Regions from separate parts of the Homo sapiens genome. Here region 2 is linked to region 1. Evidence: read pairs that join two places in POLR2A ChIA-PET (ENCODE). Cell type or tissue: PC-9. All regions are shown on one strand. Each heading gives the region's core, and the rest is flanking DNA. Links, peaks and the distances in the headings are about the cores only.

What was found. ChIA-PET counts read pairs that join two places held together with the same protein. Peaks named below come from ENCODE experiments on the same cell type or tissue, not always from the same donor. Only the 100,000 strongest peaks of a DNase experiment are listed, where the experiment ranks them.
Region 2: POLR2A ChIA-PET joins it to region 1 with 25 read pairs; 2 of 35 experiments call an interaction of 5 or more read pairs at or near these places.

Annotation. Positions count from the first base shown.
Region 1 is chr3:194,707,522-194,719,908 of GRCh38, reverse strand. It overlaps LINC01968 (long intergenic non-protein coding RNA 1968), which reads right to left and starts at 11,488. Exons shown (of 4, transcript NR_037891.1): 1 at 10,762-11,488. The region is part of intron 2 of LOC105374292 (a long non-coding RNA gene); the gene reads right to left. In PC-9, for the core only: a CTCF peak has its summit at 7,481; DNase peaks (open chromatin) are centred at 4,278, 4,698 and 7,848; H3K4me3 peaks cover 612 bases; H3K27ac peaks cover 4,018 bases.
Region 2 is chr3:194,619,916-194,632,302 of GRCh38, reverse strand. It overlaps TMEM44 (transmembrane protein 44), which reads left to right. Exons shown (of 10, transcript NM_001011655.3): 2 at 3,794-3,920; 3 at 6,313-6,406; 4 at 8,608-8,774; 5 at 8,993-9,079. Among named protein-coding and RNA genes, the nearest start is that of TMEM44-AS2, 6.8 kb to the left of the region's middle. RefSeq lists an enhancer at 9,111-9,654. In PC-9, for the core only: no CTCF peak of the experiment used is centred there; no DNase peak of the experiment used is centred there.

The sequences.
Region 1 (12,387 bases), core at 2,948-10,947:
CATTCCAGATTCCCTTATGTGTTCATTTCTAGGGCTGCCATAACAAAGTACCACAAACTTGGTGCCTGAAAATAATCGAAATCTATTCTGTTCTGAAATCTATTCACTTCTGGAGGCTGGAAGTCCAAAATCAAGGTGTCAGCAGGGCCATGCTGCCTCTGAAGTCTCTAGGGGAGAATCCTTTCCCTGGCTCTTCCCAGCTTCTGGTGGTGGCCATGGATCCTTGTCTCCCCTGGGCTTGTAGCTGCATCACTCCAATCCCTGCCTGTGTGTTATCACATGGCCTTTTCCCCTGTGTCTCTCTCTCCTTATAGGGACACCAAGCTTTTCATTTAGGGTCTATCTACCCTAATCCTATATCACCTCATCTTCACTTGATTGCATATGTAAAGGCCCTATTTCCAAGGAAGGTCACATTCACAGCTTCCAGGAGGATATTGATCTTGTGGGGTTATATTCAAACCGGTACACCTCATAAACCACCTGTAGGGATTCTTGATCTCCATCCCTAGGAGGCAGACAATGGAGACATTTGTACCAGTCTATCTGCAAATCTATTTAGATCCTTAATCCTTCTCTAGAATACCAGAAAGAAAGCCACCTGCCCACAGTCAAAAGAAAATGACGTAGCTAATTAGGTTGTCGTTTTTAATGTTTTTAAGACCAACAGAGATGAAAAAGACACTATCCTTGTGGGTTTTTTTCAGATTTGATTCCACATTTTTAACAGTAAGCCCATTTTATGCCTGTTTAGAAACAGCAAACATAGTATTTAAAGTGTAATCAGCCAGGCGGGGTGGCTCACACACTTTGAGAGGCCAAGGCAGGCAGATCCACTTGAGGCCAGGAGTTCGAGACTAGCCTGAACAACATGGTGAAACCTCATCTTTACTACAACTACAAAAATTAGCTGGATATGTTAGTGCGCACCTGTGGTCCCAGCTACTCCGAGGCTGAGGCAGGAGAATCACTTGAACCCGGGAGGCAGAGGTTGCAGTGAGCCGAGATTACACCACTGCACTCCAGCCTGGGAGACAGAGCAAGACTCCATCTCTAAATAAATAAATAAATAAATGTAATCAACTAATGTTTTTCTCCTAAAGAAGCTTGATAGATTATCACACACACACACACACACACACACACACACACAACTGAAAACTCCTTTTATTTTTCCAATTTAGCATTGTAACTTAACGTTGTAACTACTAATTTAGATGGTCCCAGGAAGCACAAAAAGGAGCCCAGGCTGATGGTCAAATTCTGTAGTAATTCCTATGAGATGATCATTTAACACCAGTCACTCTTACTTCTTCACAACTTTCTTGTACAAAATCCAAGATAGGTTTTAGGCAGAGCTATTGCTTGTGTTACTCTTCAGACCCAGGCCCTAGGTGTATTTGCAAAATTAAACCATGTTAGGCTTTGAGGAACAAGAAGAGGCATTTTTTAAAACTTCCCCAGTCCCTGGGGTCCCTGGGCTGACCTAGAGGTCTGGGTTGGGAAATTAACTATTCCCATTTCCATTTCTTCCCGTCATTTAAGCTGTTTCCTTGGAATGTCACAGCCCATCTGTGCTTCCTTCTGTGAAATGAGGCCTGTGACCATTGGCTGTGTACCATTAGGGGAGCTAGAGGAGCAGCCAGGAGATGTGAACTCATTCTCGCCCTCAAGTCACATTGACTCTGCACCTAGAAAGGCAGCAGGCAGTAGTAGCAGATCAGGGGTGGAAGGCAACAAAGAGCTGAAAACAAAGCTGTCCCTCTGGAGTTGTACTGCCTAGGTTCAAATCTTAGATTCATTCTGGAGAGACAAGATAGAAACTTCTCTAAGCCTGTTTGCTCATCTGTAAAATGAGGTTAACAGTGCCTGCTGCTTGGAGTTACGCAGAAGTACTGCGATAGTGAAGGTAGCAAGTGCCTGGCACATAGCAGGCATTCAGTAAGGCTAGGCCTCATTAACAGGAGTTCCCGCTCTGCTGAACGTTCATGGCTGCCTGGATCAGAGTCTTAAGAAGCCATGTTCAGGCTTAATGGGAAGGAATGTCCTGATAGATTACTGATGTCTGCCCTGGGTGGTTTTACTGGAGTCACGTATTTGCCAATTCTGCAGGCACCATATTGAACTCATATTTTTCTTCCCAAGACCCCTTCCAAGCCCCTTGTATGGTAGACACACCTTTGTATGGTAGACATGCCTGATAGCAATAACTTCTTAAGCATACACAGAGAATGGCTCTGTATGGCAGATACACTTGAATATGTGTTCAGAGTTCTGAGTGTGGCCAACCCAGAGAGTCATTCCTTACCTATGAGGAACATCTGAGCCCCCAGCCATCCAATCGAAGGTGGACCATACAGGGGACTGAAGCTCTTTGTTTTGGGTTAAATGGAGGTTGCCAGGTGGAGGTCATTAAGGGGAGCATATGAGGTAAAAATGTTGTGTTAACTGCACGCTTTCTGGAGGCTGTGGCAGTTCTGTTCAGCCTGCCGCCACTGCACCATCCTTGTGTGTAATTCCCCCTAATAAAACCATGTGTCTCATTCGCTGGTTCTGGGTCTCTTTTTTGGCTTGTCAAGCCTGGTGCTGTCCCTGTTGACATTAACAGGGGTCCAGTATAACAGTATCCCCTTTTGTAAATCCTTGCTCTGAAACTCACCACACCGATGTGTCACGCTGAAGTGAAAACCTAGTTGGTCCAAAGCTGAACAACTAGAGGCAGGATGCTAGAGAGGAGAGAGCCACAGCTAGTCCCAGCTTCTCCGACAACTCAGCCACGACCCCGAGCAGAAGCCAGCCCCTCTCTGACCCTCAGATCCCTTATCCATAAAACAGCAATGATCACCTCAACTATGGGTGTTGTGAAGCTCAAATGGTGTAAGACATCAGAACATGCTATATAAAAAGTTGTTTTGCAGGAGTAGGGAAGCAAAGAATGAAATTGTACCAACCCATCAAAAGTTTAACCAAATATCAAAATATATATAGTCAGTTATACTCAATTTGTCAGTATCTTCCCCAAATTTCAGCCAAACTTCCTTGGTACTTCTGTTTCCCCTTTCTGTCTAAGATGCCTCTATTCCCATCCTGGGATGAGTATTCAACTGGAAATGAGCCTCTGCTTTACCTTTTATAACCAGTTCTTAGCCAGAGGCTTGTGGAAACTTCCAGGGTGTCACCACCTTATTTAACTAGAAGTAAGACTTTAGCCATGCTGCTCATTGAAAGCTAAATGCTGTTGAGATAAGTATGTGGCTCCAGACCCAACCTCCTAGCCTAGGCCTCTAGACAAGTGTGAACCAAAGCCAAGAGTTCCAAGCACTGCCCCTCCCGCCACACCATTTTCAATTGCTGTGACCACAGCTGTGTGATTTGGGGTAAGTCTCTTCCGCTCTTTAGGCTCCAGATCCTCCATTAGCCTGGAGTCTGTACCTGGAATAGGGAGAAGCAGCCCAAGAGAGTCCGAGCCTCAGAGGCTTGCTGTGTCATGCACAACGGGGGAGCCCACTGAGCCAGGAGGAGCCGCAGAGAGGAGGACGTGGCTAAGGTGGAAGATTCCAGAGGGACCCTCGAGCCTGCAGTGCCTTCAAGGACCACACGCCAGGGCCTGCTCAAAATCTTTAGCCACACTCAGCATCAATGTCTTAGGAGACACAAGCCCAAAATAAATAGGAAATATCCCTTAAATACAAATTCTTCACAGTCTAAGATGATGGCTTTATGTAGCTGGGTTTAATTTGGGCTGTTTATTTCAGATCTGTGGTAAGAGTGAGCTCCACAGGCAGGAGGGCAACTAGGTCCCAGGACAAGCAGATCAGAAGCACATATGGGCCCTGGGAGGAAAAGCCATTTCACCCTTTGAGACAGCCTGGAGGTTATTTCTGTTCTGCCTACCACACAAGTTATCCAAGGTAAAATTAGGGAAGAACTTTGTGAAAAACATGCAAATTATTAAATGTTTTCTTTTTAAACGTTTTCTCTTACTTTTTTAATAGAGACAGAGTCTCATTACGTTAGCCAGGCTGGTCTTGAACTCCTGGCCTTAAGCAATCCTCCTGCCTGAGTTCCCAAAGTGCTGGGATTACAGGCGTGAGCCACTGCACCGGGCGGTGGCTTGGGAAAGAATTTGAGAAACCGAAAAAATGAAGGTGTGATAGCTCCTTCCCATTGTTAGGATGGTGGGGGAGCTCCTCAGGAGCCCAAGAGGAAAGTCTGGTGTTTACAGATCAGAATCTTAGTACAGACAGTAGGCTCACCTAATGCGATAGAAGGTAAAGAAAGTACTATGCCTAGACCACCCCAGGCAGATTGAATGAATCACATTTCCTGAGTCTGCGGCTTGGAGAAGAGGTGTTGTTGTTGTTGGTGGTGTTGTTTTGAGCTCCTAGGAGATTCTGAGTTTCTGCAAGATTGAGAACCACTCTTGGAGAATCTTATCCAGAGCTGGAGGCTGGCACTCAGGCTTTTCTGCAGGAATCTGAGAGAGGTAACTTGGGAAAGAACGGCTGGGAGTGAAGGAAGGAGGAGGAAGGGTAGCTTGGTGAGAAGAAAGAGACAACCAGAATCTGAAAGGCCTGCAATGCTGAGTGCCAAATCTGACCCTAGGGAAAGGTAAATCAATGCTTTGTGTCTGTGCTAGGCAAACTCAGTCTGCCAGTTCTCATGCAGACAGCGCGCTTGGAACTGTGACAAATGATACATTATGCAACCATGACATCATACCAACCTGGTGAGGCAGGTATGGATGCCCCATGTACCAGAGGAAGAGAGGGAGATCTAGCGAGGTGACATGATTTGCCTAAAGTCATCCGGGTACTTGCTGCATGAGCTGAGATTCCAGAGCAGGTCCCCTGCCTCCAGGACTAGACAGGAGCACTGGTGAGGAGGAGGCTCAGTCTGGATTTTCTTGGAATGTTGACATAGAACTGAACTGGACACGTTGTTATTAAGAATAAAAAGGACGAGACCAGGCAGATTAATAAGCGCATATGACCAGGACAGTGGAGACTTCCATGAATTATCTGAGCACTTAGTAAAGCCTGAGGAAGTAAAATAAAATCAGGATCTCCAGGCCCCAAAGCTTCCTCCATCCCTTCGTGGGAGGTGAGCATGAACTTGTGCTGTTCTTACATCAGCCCTGGAGTACAAAGGCTGGAGCCACCCAGGGAGGTACTTAGGGCAGGCAGCACACCTCAGAACAAGATGGTCCAGCACCAAAGCCTTGCTGCTGAGACTTTCAATTCCCAGCAGACCGCAGGTCTAAGAAGTACAGCCAGAAAAAGAAGGGAAAGAGGCATCGCATGTTGTGGTTAGCAGGGCTGGGCACACGCACCCCACAAGTCAGCTCTGGTGCCCAGGTGCCCTCCACGCCCCATGTCACCATGTCCAGATTCACACCAGAAGGGCCCACCAGCCCACTCCTCCCCTGTGTCTTCTCCGCCCGTCTCATGCACTTTCTGAGTTGGTGTCCTACTTTCCATTTTTTAACTTTATTTATTTTTTATTATGGAATATTCCAAGAATGCAGAGTCTAGGGAATTACATGTACCCACCACCAGACTTTGTCAAGTCTTAACATTCTTTTCCATATTCGCTTCACATATTTTTTTTAAGACACAAACCTCACAGATACCATTGAACTCTCCATGGACCACTCCCTCGTTTCATTTCCCTCCCTCTATGCCCAGAGGCAACCGCTCTCGGGAATTCCACGTTGATTATTCTCATACATGACTTTTTACTTTTACCACATATGTGGATATCCATAAATAATCAATGGTATTCGAGCACATGTTTAACTTAATAGAATCATTGTAAATAATATTAACATAGTATAAGCTAATATAATATTAATAAATTATAAACTAATATAATATTAATAAATTATAATATCTTGTATAATAATAAATAGATAACATGAAATATAATAGCAAATAAATATAATATTAATATTAATGGAATCAAACTGTTATTTGCTGTTTTTTTGCTCAATACTTTTGACGTGGGATTCCTCCATGCTAATGGGAGTTCATTTATTTTGGTGTTGTTTCCAATTTTTCACTGTTACAAAGAAATGCCATAATGAATATTCATGCACATGTATGGGTCTGCCCAGGTTACATATCTGGGAGTGGAATTTCTGGGTTGTGGGGAATGCATAGCCTCAGCCTTATGACCCATTTTCTTTTCAGCCACTTTGCCTATTCTTTGCTATCACAGGGATTTCCCCAGATCTAGGATGGAATCAGAAAATGCTACCCACTTCAGAGGTTTTACCCTGGGCATGTTAAAAACCAATTTTTTTAAGAGGAAAGAAAAACAATGTAACCTGTTGAAATGGGAGTTGATAATCGCAGGCACTCAACGCATGCACGAGAGCCCACACTGAGTTGGGCTCTGTGTCTGCTTGTGAGCACGAGCCAGGGATCCTGGCCCAGATCTGCTCAAGGAGCCAAGGAAATCAAACTGCTGAGCCTGAAGCCTAGACCTAACCCCCGAGTGACCCGCCAGCTTCGTTTTGGGGCCCAACCTAAAATAGGCAACTGCCCTATCTTTTTTTCCCCTTTTTAAAATATTTAATGTCATTTTCCCTGATTATCAAAGTAATATGTTCTCCTTATACAAATTTTAGGGCTAGGCACAGTGGCTCACACCTGTAATCCCAGCGCTTTGGGAGGCTGAGGCAAGCTGATTGCTTGAGGTCAGGAGTTCGAGACCAGCCTGACCAACATGGTGAAACCCCATCTCTACTAAAAATACAAAAATTAGCCAGGCATGGTGGCGAGCGCCTGTAATCCCAGCTACTCTGGAGGCTGAGGCAGGATAATTGCTTGAACCCAGGAGGCAGAGGTTGCAGTGAGCCAAGATCGCACCACTGCACTCCAGCCTGGGCAACAGAGTGAGACTCTGTCTCAAAAAAAAAAACAAAAACAAAATTTAGAAAGTTCATACAAATATTTTTTAAATTATGTTAATCACCTTAAGTAGCACTACTCAGAGACATCCACTATGAACATTTTAGCCTATTTCTTGCCAGTCTTTTTTCTTAGTGTTTTTTCCTTAAATATGTAATCTACTGTATCCTGATATTTTACCCTAATATATATATTTTTTTCCATACTACTAAAAACACTATAAACATAATTTTAATAAATTGGGATCACTTTCACTTCATTTTCTATTATCTACTTATTCCTATATATTGGACATTCAGGTCATTCCTAATTTTTATTTTATTTATTTATTTATTTTTGAGACAGGGTCTCTCTCTGTCACCCAGGCTGGAGTGCAGTGGCACGATCTCCTCTCACTGCAGCCTCGACCTCCCTGGGCTCAGATGATCCTCCCACCTCAGCCTCCCAAGTAGCTGGGACTACAGGTGCACACCACCACACCTGGCTGATTTTTGTATTTCTTGTAAACATGGAGTTTCGCCATGTTGCCCAGGCTGGCCTAATTTTTATTTTTACAGTTAAACTGTAGCAGATATATTTGGGCATAAATCTCTGATGGCCTTTCAGTTCCCTAAGAGAGGATCCTCAAAGTGTAATTATTAGAAGGGCAAAAGACATTTTTAAAGCTTTTGATACTATTACTAAACATGGTTTCTAGAAAGAGGACCATGTTACAGGCCCACCAACAAAGTGTACAGAATATGCCTAGCCTGTCTCCCTCTACCTGTCAGCCAAACATGATGTCTCTACACTGGGGCTCAGATGTGGGAAGGGAACCTTTAAATAGCCAGCGTGCCCAGCCACAGAATGTCACGTTTGGTGGAGAAGAATGTCTGGCATCCTCCCAAGCTGTGTGTATTAAGTTGCTTCCTTCCATGAGAACTAAGAAGACAGCAAAATGGATGAATCATACCGTGGGAAAGTCAGACTCTAAATCCAGGTCCCTTATAGTAAAGACAGTTGAAATAGGCCACTGGGCTGGGCGCCGTGGCTCATGCCTATAATCCTAGCACTTTGGGAGGCTGAGGCGGGTGGATTGTCTGAGCCCAGGAGTTTGAGACCAGCCTGGGCAACAAGGTGAAACCCCGTCTCTATTAAAATACAAAGAAAATTGGCCGAGCATGGCAGCATGCATCTGTAGTCCCAGCTACTTGGGAGGCTGAGGCAGGAGAATTGCTAGAACCCATCTCAAAAACAAAAAAGACACAAAACCTAAAGAGCTGTTGGTCGTGTTTTCTACAGCCCAGAGAAAGCCATTCTGCCATGAGGTTTAAGAGTACAAGAGGCAGACAGAAAAACATATGGAAAATGGAGAATCCAGATGTATTTCATGGCCTCGTTCTAGTTGTTCTGGGCACCTAATTCCCTCCGCACCTTTGTGGAGTTTGGACAATCTGTGAGTGCTTCTCCAAATGTGGTCTGTGGACCAGTTCCCTTTCCCAAATGATGAGTTACTAGTTCATAGTGAGGTCAGTTCAGAAACTGAGTGCTTAGTCACTTTTAGAACAATTGCTGGGATATCAAGTGAAATTTTGTCTTTCAAGTAATTCGTATTTGATTTACCAAAGTCTTGATCTACAATGGATTTGAATAATAACATTAACACTAAAAACTTGGTCCTTCAGCACAGAGAGTTTGAGAAACACTTCTGTGAGACACTCCTGCAGGACTACTGCATATGGTGTTATAGGCAGTGTACGGTGCAACTTTAGGAGGTGCAATTCTACATAGATGAAAAAGTGAGCACTTCTCCCACCACCTGAATTGTGCAGTGCACAACCTGCCCAACAGGAGACAGCCCTTTGGCCCCAGTATCCTTCCGGCAAATTTCTTTTTGTTTTGCTTAAATCAGCCAGAGTGTTATTTTTCTGTCGTTGTTGCTTTCAAACTAAGGCAATTTAGATAATACATCTTCTACTGTCCCAGTGGCCTAAGGAGTCTTGCTCTGTCACCCAGGCTGGAGTGCGGTGGTGCAATCTCGGCTCACTGCAACCTCCGCCTCCCATGTTCAAATGATTCTTCTGCCTCAGCCTCCTGAGTAGCTGGAATTACAGGCGCACACCACCACACGTGGCTAAATTTTGTATTTTTAGCACAGACGGGGTTTCACCATGTTGGCCAGGCTGGTCTTGAACTCCTGACCTCATGTGATCTGCCTGCCTTGGCCTCCCAAAGTGCTGGGATTACAGGCGTGAGCACTGCGTTCGGCCTAGGTTTTGTGTCTCGCAGCCTCAACCACCAGAAAAAGAATTATTGGTCCCAAATTCAAAATTTCCAGGGAAGGGACTTAGTGGCTGGGAGGTGGGTCACTTTGGCCAAGGGATGGCACACAGAAGAAAACACCAGTTCCCTTGGAGACCACAGGAATGAGCTGGGAGCAGTTCTTGGAAGAAGAGACGGTGCTATCGGAAAAAGTGGATGTGCCAGGCGGACTGGGCGGACTAAACAATAGGTTTCCAATTATTGGGTCTACACTTTCCTATATCTAGATTCCACTGAATACTTATTCTGAAATATATTCTTCCAAAAACAGGGTTTGTGGTTAAATAAATGTAGGGGAAACTATAGATTTTATCACTCATAGAGAATCATGAGACATATTAGCATATGAAAGGCTCTGACAATTTCTTTTAAAAAGAAACATCTTCAAGAATATTTGACCCAGTGTTTCCCAAGTTCATTTGATCACTGAAACCTTTTTTAATGCCATGCCCGTAACATTCCATGGGATTAGTGTTCTAAAAACATATTTTGGGAAAGCCATTCTAAGTGATAGATGTTCTTCAGAAAGACGTGAGTCAAATTCTTGAAAATAAGATAGCAGCCTGGGCACGGTGGCTTGCACCTGTGATCCCACCACTTTGGGAGGCCGAAGCGGATGGATCACCTGAGGTCAGGAGTTCGAGACCAGGCTGGCCAACATGGCGAAACCCCGTCCCTACTAAAAATACAAAAAAAAAACCACACAAAAAATTAGTTGGGCGTGGTGGCAGGCGCCTGTAATCTCAGTTGCTTGGGAGGCTGAGATAGGAGAATCACTTGAACCCAGGAGGCAGAGGTTGCAGTGAGCCGAGATCATGCCATTGCACTCCAGCCTGGGTGACAGAGCAAGACTCTGTCTCAAAAAAAAAAAAAAAAAGAAAGAAAGAAAAGAAAAAAAAAAGGCCTTTACACAAACCAGAGAGCTGGGTATTTATAGAAACTGTTAAATTATTTTCAAAGAGTTGTTTCATAACGTAATTTAAACGCCATCAGTGCTACCAGTTTCTAGGCTCAAGAGTTTTACGTGCTCAGAGTTACGTGTCTTATTAACATGGGCTACATCTCTGCAGCCCCAGACCTTCCCTATCTGGAGCATTCCTCTCCCGGGCACCCTCACATGTTGTTCAGAAGCCTTTTCAACTGTTTTCTAATACCCTGTCCCCTTTGGGGTAAAGCACATCTTTATGCCATTATGGGGCTGGCCACTGCAGTTTGCAAAATCAACTTAGCACAGGGACATCTGTTCTACTCTGTGTGCTGGTGTCATAAAAGGTCCCACTGGGCTGAGCAATGCACCTGAGAGCAGTGTTAACAGCACCTCACATCTGGGGTGGCCTGGAGGCTGGGCCAGCATGAATTAGTGTAATGAAGGTCTTCTCCTCTCTCACACGAGGTTGGAATCTCACACCAGATCAACTACCTGGATTAGAGATACAACCAAAGAGCACAGTAAACTGCATGGACATTTAGGACCAGAGCACTAATATAGGTTGGCTATTAAATCTGGAAACAGGTGAATATATAATAAATGGTTTGTTGGTATTACCTTATGATGCATGATAATATAATATCTACATGTCCAGACTTCATGGCCACTCTGTAGCAGAAGCTATTATTTATATCAAGCAGTTATTAAGTGTCAGGAGGTCCTCTTCTAAATGCTTCACCTGAATTAGCTAATTTAATTCTCACGATGCCATGAGGAGGGTACTGTCATCATTTCCACAGTAATAGGTCAGGAAACCAAGGCACAAAGGGCTTCAGCATCTGGCCCAAGGTCCGCTGTTGGTAAGTGGTGGGGCTGAGCTCGGGGAGCCCCACTCTGGAACCGGTACTCTTACACATACACTACGGCCGCCTCTCCAGGTGTCATGAAAGTCTCCTAGGCTTTGCTGAATAGCAGTCAAAAAAAACTGGGATTTAGCCTTCTCTATCTTGCTATTTTTGTTTCCATGGGTGGCATAGGAAAAATCATTGTAATTAACATCTGTACCACTCTTTGTAGTTTGGTCCTCATCACGACCCATTACAGCAAACCAGGCAAGGCCTATATTTCCATTTCCAGATGAGGAAGCTGAGCCTTTAACAGGATCCCTACCTAACAAATGGCAGAGCCATGTCCTCTGACGTCAGGAGCTTCATGATTTTAACTTACTGCTTGTGTTGGGTTCTGTGGTAGCCAATATACAAGGTGGTCCCGAGTGATCTTTGCCTCTTGTGTTATTTCCTCCCACGCTGAACAGGACTCACTTGTATAACCACTGTGACATTGTGGAAATGATGATGTGTGACTTCTGAGGTGAGGTCATAAAAGGCATTGCAGTTTCTACCTTGATCTCTCCTGGATCATTCACTCAGGAGGAAGTTGGCTGCCATGTTGTGAGGATGCACAAGCAGCCCCATACAGAGTCCCTCCTGGTGAGGATCCAAAGCCACCTGCCAACAGCCCGTGAAGAACTAAAGCCTTCTGCCCACAACCAATGCAACCAGTGCTAATTTGTCAGCCTTGTGAGTGGGGCCCCTTGGAAACAGATCCTCCAGCCCCATGCAGATGACTGCAGCCCAAGCTGACATCTTGACTGCAAATTCATGAGAGACCCCAAGTCAAATTCACCCAGTTAAATCACTCCTGCATCCCTGACTCACAGGAATTGTGAGATAATAAATGTGTATTATTGTTGTAAGCCACTTAAAATGATTTTTAAAAGCCGAGCTTGGTGGCACGTGCTTGTCCTCACAGCCACTCAGGAGGCTTGAGTCCAGGAGTTCAAGGCCAACCTGGGCAACATAGTTAAAAACAAAACAAGGCTGGGCACGGTGGCTCACACCTGTAATCTCAGCACTTTGGGAGGCCGAGACGGGCGGATCACCTGAGGTCAGGAGTTCGAGACCAGCCTGGCCAACATAGTGAAACCCCATCTGTACAAAAATACAAAAATTAGCCAGGCATGAGGGCAGGTGCCTGTAATCCCAGCTACTCAGGAGGCTGAGGTGGGAGAATTGCTTGAACCCGGGAGGTGGAGGTTTCAGTGAGCTGAGATTGCACCATTGCACTCCAGCCTGGGCAACTGAGTGAGACTTGGTCTCAAAAAAAAAAAAAAAAGAAAAAGAAAAAAAAAGCAGTTTTTTAACTATTTTTTTTTTAATGTGGGAGAAGTGTTTTATGTAGCTG
Region 2 (12,387 bases), core at 1,704-9,703, 86 kb after region 1:
CCTAAGGCGTTTGGTCGTATTGCAGAGATTCTGCAGCCCCACTACCCAGTACTGCAATACAAATAAAAAGACGCCTAGAACATTTACTGTAGGCCCAGTGTTGCATTCATTAACTCATTCAATGCCTGCCACTCACAATATCAGCACCAGGAGGTAGGTGCTGTTACCCCCACTTTCTGTAGGGAACCCTGAGGTTCTGAGAGGTTAAATAACTTGTCTGAGTGAAAGGAAAGAACCAAAACCCCAGATCCTATTGGAAAGGGGCAGGCTGGTAAGAGAGATTAAACTGTTCAGATCAGAGGCTGGAAACTAACAAGGCGCTGGACACGCATTATCCTTTTGTTCCTCACAGTTGTCCTCAGACCAGCACTGTTAGGCACTTTGCCAACCTTGGAGGGGTTAAGAGTGAGCCTCTGCTTCTCACCCTGCCTGGGATCTGGACATACCCATTTGTTTTCAGGGCCTTGCCATCCCTGAACCTCCCCTGCTCCCCTTTCTCTTAGAAGAATGTGTCTTCGGAGTGGTGTGTGGGCTGGGTTAAGGTCAGCTGGCACCCTGGCCCCAAGAGCTGGGGAAGTGGCTGAGAACAACAGGGTACGGAGCAAAGCCCCCGCGTGTGAAGCCAGAAGACCACCATTAACTCACCTTCTCACCAGAGGCCTCAGTTTTGTCCTCTCAAATGGGAGGGTTGATATAAATTATTTCTAATTGGGGTCCGCCTCTGGGAGTCTCCAATTTAAGAATCTCCACTCCTTGGTCTTCAATTGGTTTTAGGAGCCCAGGGCCCAGACTGAAGTTGATGTTGCCACTGTGAGCTTCAGGCTTGGGCCAGCAGGTCAGGAAATGTTTAGAAAGCCAAGAGCCCTCTGTACTCATCCACCATTCCCAAGGACAGGCGCTCAGAATCAGCTAAATCGTCCTAAGGATGTGGAATGAGCACCACCCTCTGCTGAGTGGAAATGAAGCCAGCGCTGCCACCCTGTCTCGGTGTCTCCAGAGAAATGTAGCAAGGAGGCAGGTACGACAATGTATTTCAGAGGCCCTATCAGTGACGCCGATAGAAACAGCCAGCCCCTTCGGAAGGCAGGTACGACAACATATTTCAGAGGCCCTATCAGTGACGCTGAGGGAAACAGCCAGCCCCTTCGGGAGGCAGGTATGACAACGTATTTCAGAGGCCCTATCGGTGACGCCAATAGAAACAGCCAGCCCCTTCGGGAGGCACGTGCGACAACGTATTATTTCAGAGGCCCTATCAGTGATGCCGACGGAAACAGCCAGCCCCTTCGGGAGGCAGGTACAACAGCGTATTATTTCAGAGGCCCTATCAGTGATGCCGACGGAAACAGCCAGCCCCTCCAGGAGGCATGTGCGACAACGTATTTCAGAGGCCCCATCAGTGACGCTGACGGAAACAGCCAGCCCCTTCGGGAGGCAGGTACGACAGCGTATTATTTCAGAGGCCCTATCAGTGATGCCGACGGAAACAGCCAGCCCCTCCAGGAGGCACGTGCGACAACGTATTTCAGAGGCCCCATCAGTGACGCCGACGGAAACAGCCAGCCCCTTCGGGAGGCAGGTACGACAGCGTATCATTTCAGGGGCCCTATCAGTGACGCCGATGGAAACAGCCAGCCCCTTCTGGAGGCAGGTACGACAGCATACTATTTCAGGGGCCCTATCAGTGACGCCGATGGAAACAGCCAGCCCCTTCGGGAGGCAGGTACGACAGCGTATCATTTCAGGGGCCCTATCAGTGACGCCGATGGAAACAGCCAGCCCCTTCTGGAGGCAGGTACGACAGCATACTATTTCAGGGGCCCTATCAGTGACGCCGATGGAAACAGCCAGCCCCTTCGGGAGGCAGTACGACAGCGTATTATTTCAGGGGCCCTATCAGTGATGCCGACGGAAACAGCCAGCCCCTTCGGGAGGCAGGTACGACAGCGTATCATTTCAGGGGCCCTATCAGTGACGCCGATGGAAACAGCCAGCCCCTTCTGGAGGCAGGTACGACAGCATACTATTTCAGGGGCCCTATCAGTGACGCCGATGGAAACAGCCAGCCCCTTCGGGAGGCAGTACGACAGCGTATTATTTCAGGGGCCCTATCAGTGACGCCGATGGAAACAGCCAGCCCCTTCGGGAAGCAGGTACGACAGCGTATTATTTCAGGGGCCCTATCAGTGACGCCGATGGAAACAGCCAGCCCCTTCGGGAGGCAGGTACGACAGCGTATTATTTCAGGGACCCTATCAGTGACGCCGATGGAAACAGCCAGCCCCTTCTGGAGGCAGGTACGACAGCATACTATTTCAGGGGCCCTATCAGTGACGCCGATGGAAACAGCCAGCCCCTTCGGGAGGCAGTACGACAGCGTATTATTTCAGGGGCCCTATCAGTGACGCCGATGGAAACAGCCAGCCCCTTCGGGAGGCAGGTACGACAGCGTATTATTTCAGGGGCCCTATCAGTGACGCCGATGGAAACAGCCAGCCCCTCCGGGAGGCAGGTACGACAGCGTATTATTTCAGGGGCCCTATCAGTGACGCCGATGGAAACAGCCAGCCCCTCCGGGAGGCAGGTACGACAGCGTATTATTTCAGGGGCCCTGTCAGTGACGCCGATGGAAACAGCCAGCCCCTTCGGGAGGCAGGTACGACAACGTGTTTCAGAGGCCCTATCAGGGACGCCGATAGAAACAGCCAGCCCCTTCAGGAGGCATGTACGACAATGTATTTCAGAGGCCCTATCAGTGACGCCGATAGATACAGCCAGCCCCTTCGGGAGGCATGTACAACAACGTATTTCAGAGGCCCTATCAGTGACGCTGATAGAAACAGCCAGCCCCTTCCTGCCCTTCCGTGCATCTTCTCCAGTGGATATGGACTGGGGAGGGGCTGTAAGGGGAGAAGTGGCTGTGGGGGCGCTGAGGGAGGGACAGCTCCAAGTGCCAAAAGGGCTCTGTGTTTAAAGAACATGGACACAGGCCAGCAGAAGCCAGGCTGCCCCACTTCACAGATGGTTTAGAAGAATTTCGTTTGAATTTATTTCAGAGAAACAAGTTGTCTTTTTAATTCAGGCAATTAACTGTGCTCTGCAGTTATCTGCAGTGGTTGGGTTGCTTTTTTTTTTTTTTGAGACGGAGTCTCGCTTTGTCACCCAGGCTGGAGTGCAATGGTGTGATCTTGGCTCACTGCAACCTCTGCCTCCTGGGTTCAAGCAATTCTCTTGCCTCAGCCTCCGGAGTAGCTGGGATTACAGGCGCACGCCACCACACCCGGCTAATTTTTGTATTTTTAGTAGGGGCGGGGTTTCACCATGTTGGCCAGGATGGTCTCGAACTCCTGACCTCAGAGGATCCTCCTGCCTCGGCCTCCCAAACTGCTGGGATTACAGGTGTGAGCCACCATACCCAGCCTGAGTTACTTTTATAACCCTCCTGTTTCCTTTTCAAAAAATAAAACCCGATGGCTGCTTTTTCAGTGCTAGGTGGGGGGTCATCAAATGGAGCCGTCCTGATTTGGAGTCGGAAAGTAAAATTCCTCTTCCTCCAAAGAGGCGGTGTCTTCACATCTCACGAGGTCTAGCTCCTGCCATGGGCATCTGGACAGGCGGCTCTGGAGTCTTCTGATTGGTTCCCATCTGTAAACTCAGTTCAAAAACACGTCCTAAATACCTCGGGCAGAAAGAGCTCCCTGACGATGCGGGGTCACAGTTGCCCTTTTTAGATACATGCGTTTGGGTCCAAACTCACAGTTGCTGTGTTCTGTCCACACCCCTGTCACCCCAGGCTTCTCTATCTGAGATGTGCACAGAAACCCAGACAGGACCAGTCGGCACTGTGTGCTGCGTGCTGCCTCCTGACCAGTCTGTGTGACACCGTCGGGGCTCTTCTGGCCAGACAGCTCACAATCCAGGTATGTTGGGCCTCCAGCTGACAGTGGCTTAGGCCAGCACTAAGGGAGGCCTGGCCTTTCTCTCTGCTGCAGCCGTGGTGGCTTTTGTCTTGTTGCTGCAACATGCATAGCACAGTGTCACCTCAGAACCTGTGCCTGGCTGTTCCTTCTGCCCCCCTCAGAGGCTCTTGTTCCCAATATCCACTTGGCTGCCTGCTTAGTCCTTCACGTCTTTGCTCAAAAGTCACTTCTCACGGCCAGGAGCAGTGGCTCACACTGTAATCAACACTTTGGGAGGCCGAGGCAGGCCTCTAAATAGATTAGAATAAGGGAATCCAGAACACTGGTGGAAGAGGTGGGTCACCATTATAAGCAGGGGAGGTCTTATTGAGAAGGTGACTTTTTTTTTTGCTTGTTTGTTTTTTGAGACAGAGTCTTACTCTGTCGCCCAGGCTGGAATGCAATGACTTGGTCTTGGCTCACTGCAGCCTCCGTCTCCTGGGTTCAAGCAATTCTCCTGCCTCAGCCTCCCGAGTAACTGGGATTACAGGCGCACGCCACCACACTGGCTAATTTTTTGTATTTTTAATAGAGATGGGGTTTCACCATGTTGCCCAGGCTGGTCTCGAACTCCTGACCTCAGGACAATCTGCCTGCCTCAGCCTCCCAATGTGCTAGGATTACAGGCCTGAGCCACCACGCCTGACCTGTTTATTACTTCTTGTATGTGAACTCCCATTAGAGTGTCAGCTCTACAAGGGCAAGGATTTGTTCACTGCTGTATCCCCATCACTTAAAACAGCACCTGGCTCCTAGTAGGTGCCCAATACATAGTCATTTAGAGCTTTGACCCAGCCCCAGCTTATGTAGGGTGGCTGAGTCCTTTCCCAGGTAGTGGTGTAGGCTTTGGGGCAAGTGAGAAGTAGTTTCAAGTTTCTCAAAAGCGTAGGCCCTCAAACCTGTGTGGAAGGCTCCTATCCCAAAACACATATCCCCAGGAAAACCTGTTGTGCCCTCCTGCGGAGGCACCTCATGGGACTGGTCTTGGTCTTATGCCCATCCAGGTAGAAATGAAGGAAGGCAGCTCAGTTGGCAGAGCACAGATTTGGAGCATTCTAGACCCTGCTTCAAGCAGTGTTGTCTCAAAAGCAAATCACCTTTCATTTTGGGTGCCCATTCTCATTAGCTAATAGAATACAATAGGGCCAGCTGGGCACAGTGGTTCATGCCTGCAATCCCAGCACTTTGGGAGGCTAAGGCGGGCAGATTGCCTGAGGTCAGGAGATCAAGACCAGCCTGGCCAACATGGAGAAAACTAGCTGGGCGTGGTGGCGCGTGCCTGTAGTCCCAGCTACTCAGCGGGCTGAGGCAGGAGAATCACTTGAACCTGGGAGGCGGAGGTTGCAGTAAGCCGAGATCGTGCCACTGCACTCCAGCCTGGGCAACAGCAAGACTTCGTCTCAAAAAAAAAAAAATACAGTAGGTCCCAGCTCAAGTCCAATAATAATATTTATTAAAAACTACCCTGTCTCTACTAAAAATACAAAAAAAAATTAGCCGGGCGTGGTGGCAGGCGCCTGAAGTCCCAGCTGCTCGGGAGGCTGAGGCAGGAGAATGGCGTGAACCCAGGAGGTGGAGCTTGCAGTGAGCCGAGATCACGCCACTGCACTCCAGCCTGGGTGACAGAGCGAGACTCCGTCTCAAAAAAAAAAAAAAAAAAAACTTAACTACATACTTGGCACTACAGACCGTTTTGTGTTGACTCCTGGAATCCCAGCATCCTATGACATGAGTGTCCTCATTATTCCTGTTCTACAGATGTAGAGACTGAAGCATAGAGAGGTTAAGGGTCACCCATCTAGTAAGTAGCAGTGCCAAGATTCCGCGATTCAAACTCCACAATGCAAGTTCTTCACCGCTAACTCTACTATCAGAGGAGCTGGTGCCTTTAGAGGTAGTTTGCTTTCCCATAGACACTGGTGTAAACACTGCCCATGTACTGTCTCAAGTAACCTTCCTGACAGTCTTTGAGGGAAGCACTGTTAGTTTGCTCGTTTTACAGATGGGGAAACTGAGCGCCAGAGAAGCTCAGTGGGCCAAGGGTACACAGCAGAGACTGCCTCACGCAGTGGGAAGTGTGTGGAATAGAGCTGGAGGGCTGGGCTCTTATCCCAACCCTGCTGGTGGGCATCTGCATACCGTGGGTTCAGTCATGTAAACACCTCATCTCCTCATCAGCCAAGTGGACATGATAATGGACTTTTCCGGGGTTGGCAGGAGGTGTCCCTGGAGGAGTACGTAAGAAAGCACCGCATCAGTGTAACCCATGTGATACAGGGTCCCGGATGACAAACTCTGTAGGGGCTGAGGAAAGATGCTTGAATGCCAAGACTCTCTTCCCGTTTGCTCCCAGGTTTTCACTGGTGCCTACCTAGCAGCTATTGACTTAGTGAACTTTATGTTCATTCTCTTCCCAGTCTGTGGATCCAAATTCAAGTCTAATTCAGGTGAGTGTGTGGCTGTCTTTTCCTGTCTTTATTCACCCATTCATTCATCAGCACGCCGAATGCCTACTCCTTATCACTCCCAGAGCGGGCCCCAGCCAGGCACAAACAAAGGAGAAAGGCTGGGCGCGGTGGCTCACGCCTGGAATCCCAGCACTTTGGGAGGCTGAGGTGGGCAGATCATGAGGTCAGGAGATCCAGACCATCCTGGCCAACATGGTGAAACCCCTGTCTCTACTGAAAATACAAAAACTAGCCGGGTGTGGTGGCGTGCGCCTGTAATTCCAGCTACTCGGGAAGCTGAGGCAGGAGAATCGCTTGAACCCAGGAGGCGGAGGTTGCAGTGAGCTGAGATCGCACCACTGCATTCCAGCCTGGCGACAGAGCAAGAGTCCGTCTCAACAAACCTGGTGACAGAGCGAGACTCCGTCTCAAAAAAAACAAAAAACAAAAACAACCCCCCCCCCCCAAAAAAGAAGGAGAGTGTCTCATTAGGGCTGCCAGCTTGGAGGTGTGTGCACACTGTGGGCAGCCAGAGGGAGGGAAGGGCTGCTGGTGTCAAGGAAGCATGGGGCACTAGAGCTGGGGCCACAGGCAGGGCACTCCAGGCACACAGAGCAGCATGGGCAAAGGCTAGGAGGAGGTGTGGAGCAGGGCATGGGCATGAGCAGTGATAGCTTAGTGTGCAAGTTCGGGGTGGTCAAGCGAAGCTTCACAGCTACTGGAAGTGGATGCCAGGAATGGGCACAGGGCACCACCACAGGCACAGCAGGGGTCGGAAATGACTGGGCCAGGATGAGTGGCCCCGAGTGTCTGTGGTTGCGGCTTCTTGAGAAGGGTCAGCCATGTGCTTGGGCCCTTGTTCAAAAAGAGGGGATGAGGGGGCCGGGCATGGTGGCCCACACCTGTAATCCCAGCACTTTGGGAGGCTGAGGCAAGCAGATCATTTTGAGGTCAGGAGTTCGAGACCAGCCTGGCCAACATGGTGAAACCCTGTCTCTACTAAAAAAATACAAAAATTAGCTGGATGTGGTGGCATGCACCTATAATCCCAGCTATTTGGGAGGCTGAAGCAGGAGAATTGCTTAAACCCGGGAACTGGAGGTTGCAGATCGCACAACTGCACTCCAACGTGGGCAACAAGAGCAAAACTCTGTCTCAAAAAAAAAAAGGGGATGAACCAAGTGGTGTGGTGGCTCATGCCTGTAATCCCAGCACTTCGGGAGGCTGAGTTGGGAAGATTGCTTGAGGCCAAAAGTTTGAGGCCAGCCTGGGCAACATAGCAAGACCCTATCTCTACAAACATTTTAAAAAGTAGCTGGGCATGATGGTGCATGCCTGTGGTCCCAGCTGTTTGGGAGACTGAGGTGGGAGGATCACTTGAGCCCAGGAGGTGGAGGCTGCAGTGAGCTGTGATTGTGCCACTGCACTCCAGCCTGGGTGACAGCGAGACCCTGTCTCAAAAATAATAAATGAATCAGAGGGGGTGCTGCAGCAGTGTGTAGTGAAGCATGCCCTCAGCGGCTCAATGCTGCCCAGAAGAGAAATGCTCTTCTTAGAGTTTCTCAGGAGAGAGCTGGGCAGTGGCTTACACCCGGAATCCCAGCCACTCATGAGGCCAAGGTGGGAGATCGCTTGAGCCCAGGAGTTCAAGTCCAGCCTGGGCAACCTAATGAGACCTCATCTCAAAAAGAAAAAATAAACAGAATTGCTCAGAGGAGTGCCTATCTTACAGTTCAGGGACAAAGACACTGCTCATTGCTGTTTGTCCCGCGCACAGTTCCCGCTGGTGCCATCGCTGATTCACGGGTCGATGCTTGTACCACACTTGTACCGGTTCTGCTCTGTGGAGATTGTAGAAACCACCAGAGGATGGTGCCTTATCCTTAGGCGCTCTAGTCCAGAAGAGGCACTGCTGTCTGCACGCAGATGCATAGAGAGAAGATAATGTCATCTCTGCCTGAGGAAGGAGGGCAGCACGTTATGGGGGTGGGGTGTGCAGTCAGTGGTGGAGAGGAAAGACTCCTTGAAGAGGTGGCACAACTACAGGGCCCTGAAGGGTGGGGAGGAGCTGGCCTGCAGAATAATGTGGGAACCCGCTTCAGCATCATGTGGGGAGCTGACACCAGTTCTTCCCACGCAGCTATCTGATCTGACAAGGTCTGGCTTCCAGGAGCCATGTGGGATTTTGGTGTCTGTTGCAGATCGGGAAGCCCGAGAGAGGAAGAGGAGGCGGCAGCTCAGGGCCAGTGTGTTTGCCCTGGCCCTGCCGCTGAGCCTGGGCCCGTGCTGGGCTCTGTGGGTTGCTGTCCCGAAGGCTTCAGCCACCATCCGGGGGCCACAGCGGAGGCTGCTAGCGAGCCTGCTGCAGGTGAGGCTGGGCCACCGTGGGGAGGACTCGGGGTACTGCATGTCCTGCCAAATGCCCAGGGTGGGATGAGGCCGGGGCTAGGGGAGTGGGGTTAAGCCTTCCTTTGTTGGAAGAACCCTCTAAAAGCAGAAAAGGACTCCTGAGCTTTGGCTGTTTCTTGGGGCACATGGGCAGTCTCTGCAGAGTACTGATGGTGGATCACCTGTTCGTTCTTGCAGGAAAATACTGAGATCCTCGGCTACCTGCTGGGTAGCGTTGCTGCCTTTGGCTCCTGGGCTTCTCGGATCCCCCCTCTCTCCAGAATTGTGAGGCCGGGGGTGGGGATGGGACTGTGGGTCACATGACAGTCTCAGGGCATCTGGGAGCATCCTGAGAGGGTCATGGGGCGGAGGTGTGGCGTCACCGTGGGTGCATGGACATGGGCTCAGCTTTTCCTGAAGAGCGTTAGTGTGTATGACAGCAAGGAGGGGGTGTGTGTGGAGAGTGGGCAGCCAACCCAGGGCGTCCTGAGGACGGCGGGAGCCTCTCGGGGAAAGCCCGTGTGTTCTTCCCCATTTCCTATAGCAAATGAAAAGCAGGCTCTGAGGAAGAAGCCCCTGAGGCTGAACCCATAAGAGAAGGAGATTTGACACCGGACAGGCAGCCAGGTGTGAGGTTCTGTGTAGATCAAGAGTGTCTTAGGCCGGGCGCGGGGGCTCACGCCTGGAATCCCAGCACTTTGCGAGGCCGAGGCGGGGCGGGTCGCTTGAGGTCAGGAGTTGGAGACTAGCCTGACCAACACGGTGAAACCCTGTCTCTACTAAAATACAAAAATTAGCCAGGCATGGTGGTGCATGCTTGTAATCCCAGCTACTCTGGAGGCTGAGGTGGAGAATCGCTTGAACCCAGGAGGCAGAGGTTGCAGTGAGCCGAGATTGTGCCACTGCACTCCAGCCTGGGCGACAAGAGGGAAACTCCGTCTAAAAAAAAAAAAAAAAAAAAGAGTGTCTTATGGGCAGGCATTCTCCAGGCATCCACGTTGAGGGAGGCCCTGTGTCGGCCAGTGCTGGGGGGGGTAAGATGTGAGCAGGGGCGAGCGCTTGCCCTCCGGGAGCTCAGTCTCATGGAAGACACGGGAATGTGAAGCAGCATCTCCTCACGCTTCAAGAAAGATAGAAACAAATGTTTGGGGTTTCAGAAGAGAGAGAAGGCTCCTACGCTCTTCAAATGAGCAAGGGTGAAAACTGTTTACACTGCCAGACCGTGGGGTGGTGGGGAGGCGTCACGTTACCTCAGAAGGGAGCGTGAATTTGAGGACACAGGCTAGGGAAAGGCCATCGGCAGAGGAGAGCACACAGGAAAAGCCCCCACGTGCGAAAGCGCCTGAGAAACAGCAAGACACTGTGGACGTGTGACCGCTGCTCTGCCAAGTTTCCTCTGCAGACGACTCTGAGACAACTGTTCCTGTCTCACTGACAGAACAGTGGGCAAACCCAACTCCATGGCAAGTCATAGGCCCATTTAGTCTGAAAAGAATCAGCTGGGTGCGGTGGCTCATGCCTGTAATGCCAGCACTTTGGGAGGCCGAGGCAGGTGGATCACCTGAGGTCAGGAGTTCAAGGCCATCCTGGCCAACATGCTGAAACCCCGTCTCTACTAAAAATACAAAAACTAGCCAGGCGTGGTGGCGGGTGCCTGTAATCCCAGCTACTGTGGAGGCAGGATGGATCACTTGAATCCAGGAGGTGGGGGTTGCAGTGAGCCGAGATCGTGCTGCTGCACTCCATCCTAGGTGACTGAGCACTACTCCATCTAAAAAAAAAAAAAAAAATTACTTGCCCAGGAGCATCTTGGTTGAATAGCAGCTCCAGGGGAACAGGATTCAGGGCTGGAGGGTTGTTCGCGGTTGTTGGTGAAGTCAGTGAAGCTGCATTCTGTGCTGTGACTGCCAGAAGCCTCGCAGGGCCTGGGCCTCATCAGCAGGTGTCCTGTCTTTAGATTAATGGAGGGGAGAGTGGTGAGCACTGGGCTCAGCTCAGCAGCCCACCGGGGTGGCTCTCCAGGGTGGTGTCAGAGCTGGGAGACCACATTGCATGAAGGCCTTTGAAGAAGCTGGCACCGTGCCCTGACCGCCGGTAGTAGCTCCCTAGGGCTGTCGTAACAAAGTGCCACTAACTTTCAACAACAGAAGTTTATTGTCTCGGTGCCAGAGGTCAGAAGTCTGAGAGCAAGGTGCCGGCAGGGCCATGCTCCCTCTGCAGGCGCCAGGGAAGGATCTGTTCCAGGCCTCGCTCCTCTCCCAGGTTCGGGTAGCCCCTTGGCTTGTGGTAACCCTGGGTTTCTCGTGGCCTTCCCTCCGTACCTTTCTGTGTCCGACTTGCTCCTTTTTATAAGGACATTGGAATGGGACTCATCCTAATGACCTCATCTTGACGTGATCATCCACAAAGACCCTATTTCCAAATAAGGCCGCATTCACAGACACTGGGGGTTGGGACTTCAACATCTTTTTTTTTTTTTTTTTTGAGACAGAGTCTCGCTCTGTTGCCCAGACTGGAGTGCATGATGCAATCTCGGCTGACTGCAACCTCTGCCTCCCGGGTTCCAGTGATTCTGTGCCTCAGCCTCCCAAGTAGCTGGGATTACAGGCACACGCCACCACGCCCGGCTAATTTTTGTATTTTTAGTAGAGACGAGAGTGCACCATGTTGGCCAGGCTGGTCTCGAACTACTGACCTCAAGTGATCTGCCCGCCTTGGCCTCCCAGAGTGTTTGGCCTCACAGGTTTGAGCCACCACGCCCGGCCTAGGGACTTCAACATCTTTTGGGGGCACACATTGCAACTCATAACACCACCCCACCTAAAACAGCCCCCAGGCCAGCCCCACCACTGTGTCCCCTCACTCTGCTTTATTTTCTTCAGATCATTTGTAACAACCTGAAATGTGCCCCTTTATTTTCCCGGTTGCTGCCCGGTCCTGAGGTGGAATGTTAACACCTTGTGGGCAGTGGCCTTGTCTGTGTCATTTCCCACTGCATTGCAGGCACCTGGGACCTGATCATGGTAGGAGTCAGCAAACACTTAGAGAGCAATCTAATCTGGCCTGGAAAAAAGGAAGCTGATGAGTGCAGGAATCAGAAGGGCTGTGTGGGGGCAGAAAGAGCAGCCTTGTTCTCTTAAGTCTCAGAGAACAGAACCAAGACAGGGAAGAGGTTGGGGGTGGGCCCTTCCTGGTATTTTTTTTTTTTTTTTTTTTTTTGAGTCGGAGTTTCACTTGTCAGCCAGGCTGGAGTGCAATGGCACGATCTCGGCTCACTGCAAACTCCGCCTCCTGGGTTCAAGCGATTCTTCTGCCTCAGCCTCCCGAGTAGCTGGGACTACAGGCATGCACCACCACGCCCAGCTAATTTTTGTATTTTTAGTAGAGACAGGGTTTCTCCATGTTGGCCAGGCTGGTCTCGAACTCCTGACATTCGGTGATCCACCCGCCTCGGCCTTCCAAAGTGCTGGGATTACAGGTGTGAGCCACTGTGCCCAGCCCCTTCCTGTTGAGTAAAAGGAAGAACTTCAGGGTAAGACACTGTACAGTGCCCAGCATCTGGAGAGCCGCCAGCATTACCCCTGCCTTAGGAG